Regions from separate parts of the Homo sapiens genome. Here region 2 is linked to region 1. Evidence: chromatin loops called from intact Hi-C (ENCODE). Cell type or tissue: B cell. All regions are shown on one strand. Each heading gives the region's core, and the rest is flanking DNA. Links, peaks and the distances in the headings are about the cores only. Region 1 overlaps OSBPL8 (oxysterol binding protein like 8). Region 2 holds the start of GLIPR1 (GLI pathogenesis related 1).

Evidence for each region. A loop is a pair of places that touch in the nucleus more often than their neighbours do. Peaks named below come from ENCODE experiments on the same cell type or tissue, not always from the same donor. Only the 100,000 strongest peaks of a DNase experiment are listed, where the experiment ranks them.
Region 2: a loop joins it to region 1, with 10 times the contacts of the local background. A loop is called at or near these places in 1 of 110 quality-filtered maps.

Annotation. Positions count from the first base shown.
Region 1 is chr12:76,508,211-76,513,599 of GRCh38, reverse strand. All of the region lies in intron 1 of OSBPL8 (oxysterol binding protein like 8), which reads left to right. Among named protein-coding and RNA genes, the nearest start is that of OSBPL8, 49 kb to the left of the region's middle. In B cell, for the core only: no CTCF peak of the experiment used is centred there; a DNase peak (open chromatin) is centred at 2,279; H3K27ac peaks cover 1,391 bases.
Region 2 is chr12:75,477,682-75,483,070 of GRCh38, reverse strand. GLIPR1 (GLI pathogenesis related 1) reads right to left here and starts at 2,316. Exons shown (of 6, transcript NM_006851.3): 1 at 2,017-2,316; 2 at 992-1,237. The coding sequence starts at 2,190. RefSeq lists an enhancer at 1-48. In B cell, for the core only: no CTCF peak of the experiment used is centred there; DNase peaks (open chromatin) are centred at 1,840, 2,180, 2,860, 4,480 and 1 weaker place; H3K4me3 peaks cover 3,788 bases; H3K27ac peaks cover 5,000 bases.

The DNA of each region.
Region 1 (5,389 bases), core at 157-5,156:
CAGATTTATCAAGCAAGTTCTTAGAAATCTACAAAAAGATGTAAACTCCCGCACGATAATAGTGGGAGACTTCAACACTCCACTGACAGTATTAGACAAGTCATCAAGGCAGAAAGTTAAAGATATTCAGGACCTGAACTCAACATTAGATCAAATGGATCTGACAGGCCTCTATGGAACTTTCCACCTTAAAACAACTGAATATACATTCTTCTTATCTCCACATGGAACATACTCCGAAAGCAATCACATAATTGGATATAAAACAATCCTTAGCAAATGCAAACGAACCAAAATCATACCAAACACGCTCTTGGACCACAGTGCAATACAAATAGAAGTCAAGACTAAGAAAATCCTCAAAATTCTGAAAGCAATCACATAATTGGATATAAAACAATCCTCAGCAAATGCAAACGAACCAAAATCATACCAAACATGCTCTTGGACCACAGTGCAATATAAATAGAAGTCAAGACTAAGAAAATCCTCAAAACCATGCAATTACATGAAAATTAAACAGCATGCTGCTGAATGACTTTTGGGTAAGTTCAGCAAAGTTTAAGGATGCAAAACCAATATACAAATATCAGTGGCATTCCTATACACCAAAAACAGCCAAGCCAAGAGCCACATCAGTGTCATTCACAATTGCCACAAAAAGAAAAAAGATACCTAGGAATATAGCTAACTGGGGAGGTGAAAGATCTGTATAATGAGAATTATAAAACACTGCTCAAAGAAATCAGAAAAGATGCAGACAAATGGAAAAACCTCCCATGCTCATGGATAGGAAGAATCAATATCATTGAAATGGCCATACTGCCCAAAGCAATTTACAGATTCATTGCTGTTGCTATCAAACTACTATCAGTATTCTTCACAGAACTAGAAAAAAACTATTTTAAAATTCATGTGGAACCAAAAAAGAGCCCAGCAGCCAAAGCTATCCTAAGCAAAAAGAACAAAGCTGGAGGCATCACGTTACCTGACTTCAAACTACGCTACAGGGTTACAGTAACAAAAACAGTATGGAACCTGTAGAAAAACAGACACATAGACAAATGGAACAGAATAGAGAGCCCAGAAATAAGGCTGCATACCTACAACCATCTGGTCTTTGACAAAGCTGACAAAAACAAGCAATGGGAAAAAGACTTTATATTCAATAAATTGTGCTGGGCTGTTCACAGTAACAAAGATATGGAATCAACCTAAATGCCCATCAGTGACAGACTGAAAAAAGAAAATGTACATATACACCATGGAATATTATACAGCCATAAAAAAGAACTAGATCATGTCTTTTGTGAGAACATGGGTGGAGCTGGAGGCTCTCTTCTTTAGCAAACTAACTCAGGAACAGAAAAACAGATACTGCATGTTCTCTCTTATAAGTGGGAGTTAAAGGATAAGAACTTGTGAACATAAAGAAGGAAACAACAGACACTGGGGTCTACTTGAGCGGGGAGGGTTATATGAGGTAGAGGAGCAGAAAAGATAACTATTGGGTACTGAGCTTAATACCTGGGTGATGTAATAATATGTTCAACGAACCCCCATGACATGTGTTTATCTATGTAACAAACCTTCACATGTACCAGCAAACCCAAAATAAAAATAAATTTAACAAGTTAAATGATGCTGGGATAACTGGCTAGCCATATGCAGAAGATTGGAGCTGGACCCCTTACACCATATATAAAAATGAACTCAAGGTGAATTAAAGACTTAAATGTAAAACCGAAAACTATAAACCCTGGCAGACGACCTAGGTAATACCATCCAGGACATAGGAACGGGCAAAGATTTTATGACAAAGACATCAGAAGCAATCGCAGCAAAAGCAAAAATTGACAAGTGGGATCTAATTAAGCTTAAGAGCTTCTGCACAGCAAAAGAAACTGTCAGCAGAGTAAACAGACAACCTGTAGAATGGGAGAAAATATTTGCTAACTATGTACCTCACAGAGGTCTAATATCCAGCATCTATAAGGAACTTAAATAAATTTACAAGAGAAAAACAACCCTATTAAAAAGTGAGCAAAAGACATGAACAGACACTTTTCGAAAGAAGACATACCTGTGGCCCACAAGCATATGAAAAAAAGCTCAGTATCACTGATCATTAGAGAAATGCAAATCAAAATCATCTCACACCAGTCAGAATGGCTGTTATTAAAAAGTCAAAAAATAACAGGTGCTGAGGTTGCAGAGAAAAGGGAACACTTATACACTGTTGGTGGGAATGTAAATTAGCTCAGCCATGTGGAAAGCAGTATGGTGAGTCCTCAGAGAGCTAAAAGCAGAACTACTATTTGACCCAGCAGTCCCGTTACTGGGTATATACCCAGAGGAATATAAATCACTGTACCATAAAGACACATGCATGTGAAAGTTCTTTGCAGTGCTGTTCATAATGGCGAAGACACGGAATCAACCTAAATGCCTAATCTGCCTAAATGTTTTGACTCTCACTCTACCACCCTCAGAAGTCTGGATTTAATATCCCTATGTACTGGTTTAGGTAACATCATGTACATACCTTTGTTTAAGGGACATTACATTGTATATTATACTAATCAGTTTACTTCATTTTCTCTTGGCTATACACTAAGTTCCTGGATGACAGCAATGATGTTTGTTTTCTGTATGTCCGGAATCTAGAACAGTGCTTCTTATATGGCAAGAGGTAAATATATTTTTTTTTTTTTTTTTGAGATGGGGTTTCACTCTTGTTGCCCAGGCTGGAGTGCAGTGGCATGATCTCGGCTCACCACAACCTCCAGCTCCCGGGGTCAAGCGATTCTCCTGCCTCAGCCTCACGAGTAGCTGGGATTACAGGCATGCGCCACTACACCTGGCTAATTTTTGTATTTTTTAGTAGAGATGGGGTTTCTCCATGTTGGTCAGGCTGGTCCCGAACTCCCAACCTCAGGTGATCTGCCTGCCTCGGCCTCCCAAAGTGCTGGGATTACAGGCGTGAGCCACTGCACCCAGTCATAAATAATATTTGATGAATGTGTTTTGAGCCCTGCAAAAGACATATAACCGACAGTGAAGCAGTAATAGGTATTAAGGTCTATAAACTGTAAATTTTATGAATGGTTGGTTCAGAGATAATGGGAAATGAAATTTCTTTTGTACCTTGAGAATTTTGATAGTAATGATTTCTTGTTTTTTATTGAACTTATGTTAGTATTCTGGTTTCCTCGGGGCAAAATGCTGATGATATAGTTTTGCCTGGACTCTACATAAGTAGTAGGTATTTATAAAACAATAGATCAAGAAAACCTTTAGTACATTTTTCTTTGTGCATTTTATTAGTAACTTGTCACTGGGTTGGATGATTGGTATATACATATATATCTGTCTAAAACAATACCTCTGTTTTAAGTTTTTCATAAGATTTGCTAGATCTGGAGATATGAAAAGTATTTGGACACCCTTCTAGTTCAGAATTTAAGTGATTTATTGGGCTTTAATGTGCTGTTAGGCAGTCATTAAATAAATGGAAACTAAATTATGATGAATTTGAAATAGACACCTGTAAGCACAGTAGTATGTATTTAATGTCTATGAGAAAAGTGGCTTTTTACGAAGTTTTTTGGGAAGAGGCAGTGTTTTTGGGAATATCTACCTACCTTTGTGCTCCAAAGTAGTCAAGATCAAGGGAGTTGTCTAGATTTTTTGCTCTCCTTTTCCCTTATATTTTTAGGTAACTTACTGTGCTTTTTCCCCTTCTCTCTGATAGTTGATATTATTAGTTCAGTTTGTTTCTTCTGCTCCCCTGTTGCATGTCTTCCTCATCCATCTTCCTAAAGTTGTACACAGTGGGATAGCTTGCACGGCACACCTCTAATCCACTTCCTTCTTGTCCATCAGTGTCCAACTTTTTGTTTGCCTTCCAGTCTTCCATTATTATCATCATCATTTTTCTGCTTTTCTTACTATTATAGTGGTAGTATTAGAATGGAAGAAATATTAACATAATTCATAGGTGCCAAAATATTAGTATACTCTAGGAAGCATATGTACTATACCATTTTGAAATAATTTTGACGAAAGCCATTTGGAATAGACTGCTTTAATCAAGCAATTCACTTAGATTTTTTTCTTTCAAAGTACGTATGAATAGGATGTTGGTACTAGCTTGATATTTGGAAATTGTCACATGTATATAATCTCTCATTATATTAGATTTTCTTTCAGGATTTAATCTACTGTAGATACAGTGATGGGTCACTTAACAACAGGCATACATTTTGAGAAATGTATCGTTAGGCAATTTTGTCATGTGAGTATCAGAGAGTGTACTTATTAATACACAAACCTAGGTGGTGTAGCCTACTACACACCTAGGCTATATGCTATAGCCCATTGGTCCTAGGCTACAAATCTGTACAACATGTTTTACTATACAGAATGTTGTAGGTAATTGTAATACAATGGTATTTCTGTGTCTAAACATGACTAAGCATAGAAAAGGTACTGCTTTGCACTATTGACCTTGTTTTTGGAAAGGGGTCCTGATCCAGACCCCAAGAGAGGGTTCTTGGATCTCACACAAGAAAGAATTTGAGGTGAATTCATAGAGTAAAGTGAAAGCAAGTTTATTAAGAAAGTAAAGGAATAAAGAATGTCTACTCCATAGGCAGAGCAGCAGCATGGGCTGCTCATCTACTTATACTTATTGTTACTTCTTGATTATATGCTAAATAGGGGGTGGATTATTAATGAGTTTTCTGGGAAAGGGGTGGGTAATTCCCAGAACTGAGAGTTCCTCCCTTTTTGGACCATATAGGGTAACTTGCTGATGTTGCCGTGGCATTTGTAAACTGTCAGGCGCTGGTGAGAGTATCTTTAGTATGCTAATACATTATACTATAATTAGCATATAATAAACAGTGAGGATGACCAGAGGTTATTTTCATTGCCATCTCGGTTTTGATGGGATTTGGCCAGCTTCTTTTATCACAACCTGTTTTATCTGCAAGGTCTTTATCACCTGTATCTTGTGCAGACCTCCTATCTCATTCTGTGACTTAGAACGCCTCACCTCCTGGGAATGCAGCCCAGTAGGCCTCAGCCTTATTTTACCCAGTCCCTATTCAAGATGGAGTCCCTCTGGTTCAAACGCAACTGACAATGTCACCATGGCTGTGATGTCACTAGGCAATGGGAAATTTTCAGCTTCATAGTAAATCTTAATGAGACCACTGCCATACATGCAGTCTGTTCTTGACTGTAACATCCTTATATGGTATGGCTGATGACTACTATAGTGTAGATTAGTTCAGACTAGCTAAACCAGTTTGTTCTTATTTACAATCTGACTTCTTTTTTTAGTCAAAATTGCAGAGTGAAATTAAGGTAAGTGATGTGAATA
Region 2 (5,389 bases), core at 283-5,282, 1.0 Mb after region 1:
TTGTAAGGCTGAGCTGGAGTAAGGGAGGTTTTCTTACACCATGTTGTTCCTTAAAACCACCTAATGTTTCAATGTAACTGCCTTGATAGAAACGTTTTTGCCTTCATACCTCATTTCAACTGATTTTTTGTGCCCCAAAACAGTCAATTATAGGTTAAGTACCGTACGTTATTGGTTTGACAAGGATGGCCAGGAAGTGACAGTAAATAAACAAAATGTAGCCAGGACAGGAAGGCAGCGTCTGAAGACAATTATGACAGATGCTCCCTAGAGAGTTGTTTCCATCATGCTGCAAATGTGAGGTAGGGTTAGGGAGCCAGAATCAGCTTGAGTAAAAATTAAAAAAAAAAAAAAAAACTCAATGGGTGGCTCTGAATGTGGCTATTGGGACTAATAATATGGATTCTGGGGGCAGAATACCCTCAGAATGGTTCATATAAGTTTACACGTTGGCCTCTCTGTTGGCCTGGGACTGACTTTTTCTCCCTCCTTGTGTAGCACCGTGCGTGGTGCCTAGTGCATGGCACACAGTAGGTTTTCAGTCGATGTTTGAGAGAATGAGAGGTTGTGGAAGCATCAGTTCTTATTGATGTTTCTGTCTGAGAGTCTTGTTTCTTCCAATTTTATAGTCCCAAAACAATTGGCTCAAATTTCATTTAAAACTCATGCTACAGCTGGAACCTGAAAATCCTTTCACTCATAAGGTTCTTTGATTTCTCACAAATGGAATAAAGTCCTATGGGAGAATAGCTGTTACAGGAATTGTTCAAAGCCTGTCCAAGTTGGTGGGCCTCACATATTACCTATTATGTGTTTAGTTCACACAACTAAACTTTTCAAGCATTATTTTCTGTTCTTGGAGGCTGTTCTATTTAACTCCCTTATATTTACAGGTATACTAGCATACTATACATTTTCTTAACTTCATAGTACAATTTTTCTCCTCATACTTGAAAAGACAGTTTCAAGATAATATAGGGCAGATCCTTACCTGAGTGTAGTGGCCACAGACTTTTTTGCATATCCGAGTCTTGAAGTCATAGTCCTGGATTTCGTCATACCAGTTTGTGATGGCGGAAGACACAGAAAAAATGGGCACAGACCCAGTCCAGATGTTCTCTCCCAGTGAAGTGAAGTTTGGGTGCAGCTTGTGGGGTGGCTTCAGCCGTGTATTATGTGAAAACTGGCAATTGCTGGCCCATGCTTTTGCAATTTGGGCTAGTGCTGGGTCCCAAGTCTGCAAAAATAAACATTAAACAATAGGGGGTTCATCTGAAATGTAACTGGGGTGAGTACAGTGGGAATTTGAATGGAAAACGAGGTGAGATAAGGAGAGAAGATACCACTGCATATGAGTCCTCTATAAATATGGTCTTCAAGCACTGAGTAGGGCTGGTAGGAAACGTGACAATTTAGTTTCATGGAATTTAGAATCTAAGTGAGGAAAACTGACATTTCACTGAAGGCTAATTGTGGGCAAAATAGTGTGTGCCGTGTTTCACAACATTATTCCATAACCACAACAGCCCATATCCTAAGAAGTTCAGAAAGGTTAAAAACCAGCTTAAAGCCACAGATCTGAAATTCAATCCCAAGCCTTACTGAATCAAAATCCCATCCTTTCCCCAGATGCCATTCTGCCTACCTGAGCAACTCAGTACTTTGTCAGCAGCAAAAAAAGTAAATTTAGAGACAAAAAAAAAAAAAAAAAAAGAAAACCAAATCACAAAAATTAACAGGGAGGAAGATAACAAAAAGAGAAGTAAAATCCACTGAAAACCAGAAAACAGGAAGTGTCCAAAGAGAAGTAAAATGTGCTGTGGCACTTGCTTATAACAACAGTTGGGTAGACAGAGCTAAACTGGATGTGTTTTGATCACAGACTGTGAATTTACTGCATACATTAATCACAATGAAAAAAAAATCATTCAGTATTACGAAGGTATTAACACCAAAGTCAATACACATTAGTTGTTTCTGACTGACTGACGCCACAATTAATGATATTTTCCTTACCATGTATAGCATATCACTGGCTGTTGGTTTCACCTCTGATCGGAACTTGTTATGGATTCGAACGCAGTCTTTGATGAAATCTTCATTTTCGATATCTGGCAAAATATTTGCTGTGTGTGAATAATTGGAGACAAAAGAAACCATCCAGGCTATTGTAGCAAGTGTGACACGCATGCTTTGTCTGGCATGGAGCCTTGGGAGGCTGCAGTCCAGAGCCGCCGCAGTTTCTGAGAGTGTGATTGCCTGAGTGCTCAGCCCACAGCTTTGCAAACCTAGCCGACTTCAGCTTTGAGAAAACAGAACAGAGCATGAGTTCATCACTAGTTTTAAGAAACGGGTTTCTCCATATATGGTGTGCAGCTCACTTTGTGTTCTTAACCCTGTCTTTTCAGTGGTTTTCAGTGACACAGCACCTATTACGACATAGATTTTTATGAGGCTGTGTCAGACTTCCTTTTGAATTGGGAGATATTTCCAAAGAAAATTCTGAAGTCTCCAGGAATAATAGTCTCCAATTTTTAATGGAGGTTGCGGTGATAAAATGAAAATATCTCTTACTTCTATAAATGCCTCGCAAAATGCTTTCAGAAATCTTTTTCTTTTTAGAGTCATATCAACACATAGTGGTTGGAATATCTGGTTAACATCATAAACTTGACCTAGAATTCATTCACGATGGTAGAAACATGTAAGCGTGTATGTGTGTGTGTGTGTGTGTGTGTGAGAGAGAGAGAGGGAGAGAAAGAGAGAGAGAGAGAAAGAGAGAGAGGGATTGAGAGGGAGAATAGTAGAAAGAATACAGGACTCAAGTTGAGAATTTAGTTTCTGTTTCTAACTAGCTGTAAGACCTTGGACAGGATACAAAACTCTCTAAACCTCAGCCACCTATTGAATGAGACTATGGGACCTTTTCTGCTTCCTTAATTACAGAGGTTTGGCAGGATCAAATGAACTAGCTAATATTAAATTCCTGCCTTGTATATTCACCTTAGTAATACAGAAATAAAAACACAGTCACTGGCCCCAAGGAGCTTACAGTGGTAAGAGCTGTGAGATGGTGATGACAAGGATGTTACAACAGGGGCTGTTGGAGATCTGGATATAGGAAAGCACAGGTAGATATGGACACACAAGAGAGCATACTTAACCCATTCTGGAAACGGCAGAGCCGGCCTACATACAGCAGGTGAGGTCTTTGCTGAGGCTAGAATCAGCTAGGTGTTGATCAAGTGAAAAAGCGCTGGAGAGGAGAAGGGAATTAGAGGGATAGGAACTATATATCTAGTTGTGAAATTGAAGACATGGTGTTATGGCAAGAATAGAGCAAGAACCTCTCCATATTGTCTCCCTCTGTAAATATGGTCTGTAAATAAGTAGTGATTCTGACTGGTAGAAAACTTGATACCTGGTGTCATGGAATTCAGAATCCAAATGATGCTTTCATGCCACTTGGGGGAGAGAAGTTAAGAGTCAGATCAGGAAGGATTTCTCAATTCTGCTAATGATTTTTTATTTTATCACCAAAGTCATGGGAAGTTATTGGAGGATTTTAGCTGTAGGTGGGGTTTAGACCTGGTTTTAGAAAACACGTGTATTTTAGAAAATTAAGAGAGATGGAAAATGGAATGAGGTGGGGAAATATTTCTAATGCAAACAAAAAGTAAAGAAACATTCCAGGCACACCTGTAGCCCCACCTACTCAGAAAGTTGAGGTGGGAGGATAGCTTGATCCCCACAATTTGAGGCTGTGAAGAGCTATAGTCAGGTCACTGCAATCCAGCCTGGGTGACAGAGCGAGGCCCCATCATTAAAAACAAACATACGGGCCAGGCGCGGTGGCTCACGCCTGTAATCCCAGCACTTTGGGAGGCTGAGGAGGGCGGATCATCTGAGGTCAGTTGTGCAAGGCCAGCCTGACCAACATGGTGAAACCCTGTCTCTACTAGAAATACCAAAATTAGCCTGGCATGGTGGCACATGCCTGTAATCCCAGCTACTTGCGAGGCTGAGGCAGGAGAATTGCTTGAACCTGGGAGGCGGAGTTGCAGTAAACTGAGATTGTCATTGCACTCTAGCCTAGGCAACAAGAGTGAAACTCCATCTCAAAAAAGCCCAACCAACCAACCAAACAAACAAAAACCATTACAGAACCATAAGGCAGAATTACTATTGCCACACACACACAAATAACCTTAAAAATACTCATACATAAATTCAAATTTTGTCCAGGCTGCCTAATTTCTACTAGCATGTCTTTACATTATAGGAATCTGAGATAAGCAGTGTCTTATCCAGGTCTCATAGGCAACTTTTTGATCAATGTAGTGACAATAAACAAAGAGACCTTTCTCCAGTTTGAAGTGGTAACCATGTCTAAGGCCTGCTTCTCATCTTCTTCTGGGTCTCTGTGAGCTAGACTGAGTTTTGAATACAACAACAAGAAAGAGGAAACCCCACGAGCAAGCAAAATCAGTGGTTTTTTTGGTTGCTTGCGTAATCCCTGTTATACACATACAACTCCCAAGAATGAGCAATGTTATCTTGGTCTTGAAATGATTTAATATTTTTTCTCTACTTTCCTGAAAATAATCAGCAAAAGGGAAAGTCTGCCGTCACAGAGATGATTTTTGTGTTATTGTGCAGACCAGGTTAGCTCCTTAGAGCTACAACTCTAAAACTTTTCAATTCACACTACACGTTTGCACCAAAAGTCCAGAGAAGTGGTTTGCCACAGAACAGGAACTTTTACTTGGAAGCAAATGTAAGCCTGCACTGCTTAGAAGGCTTTGAACTTTGCTATGACTTTTTCCACTTCTTAACCCAAGTCTTCACCATGATCTCTTTGATAATTATGCACGTGTGTTAAGACAGAGAGATTGGTTTTTAGTGCTCATCACTCATGGTAGCATTTTAAAAGATTTTTAACTTTCTTTTTAATTCTTCTCTGTATCGTTTAATTTTTTTACAGCAAGAACATGCTATCTTTCATAGTAATAAAATAAACTGCAATTATTTTGGAGAGTCATGGGATCTTTAAAATCATGCACAAATTCATACATATACATTGCCTGATAAACCCATGCATAGATAAAAGACTAAAGGAATATCCACAATTTCAGTATTGTGGGTAATACTGCATAATGGACTATGTCTCTCTATCCCCGCAAGCTTTACTCAAGTGTCTTATAAAAAGCAACAGTTTGTGTAGCTAGAGATAATCATTTATATTATGTGGAAAAATCTCAACCTTGCTATACTGTTCTAAATATATCAATTTATATATATGATGAGCTTTTTTATTTCTTGGGGAGAAATGATATAGAATTTTCTATAATCCCACACTTCCTGATTAGATTCCAAAAACATTTAGGCT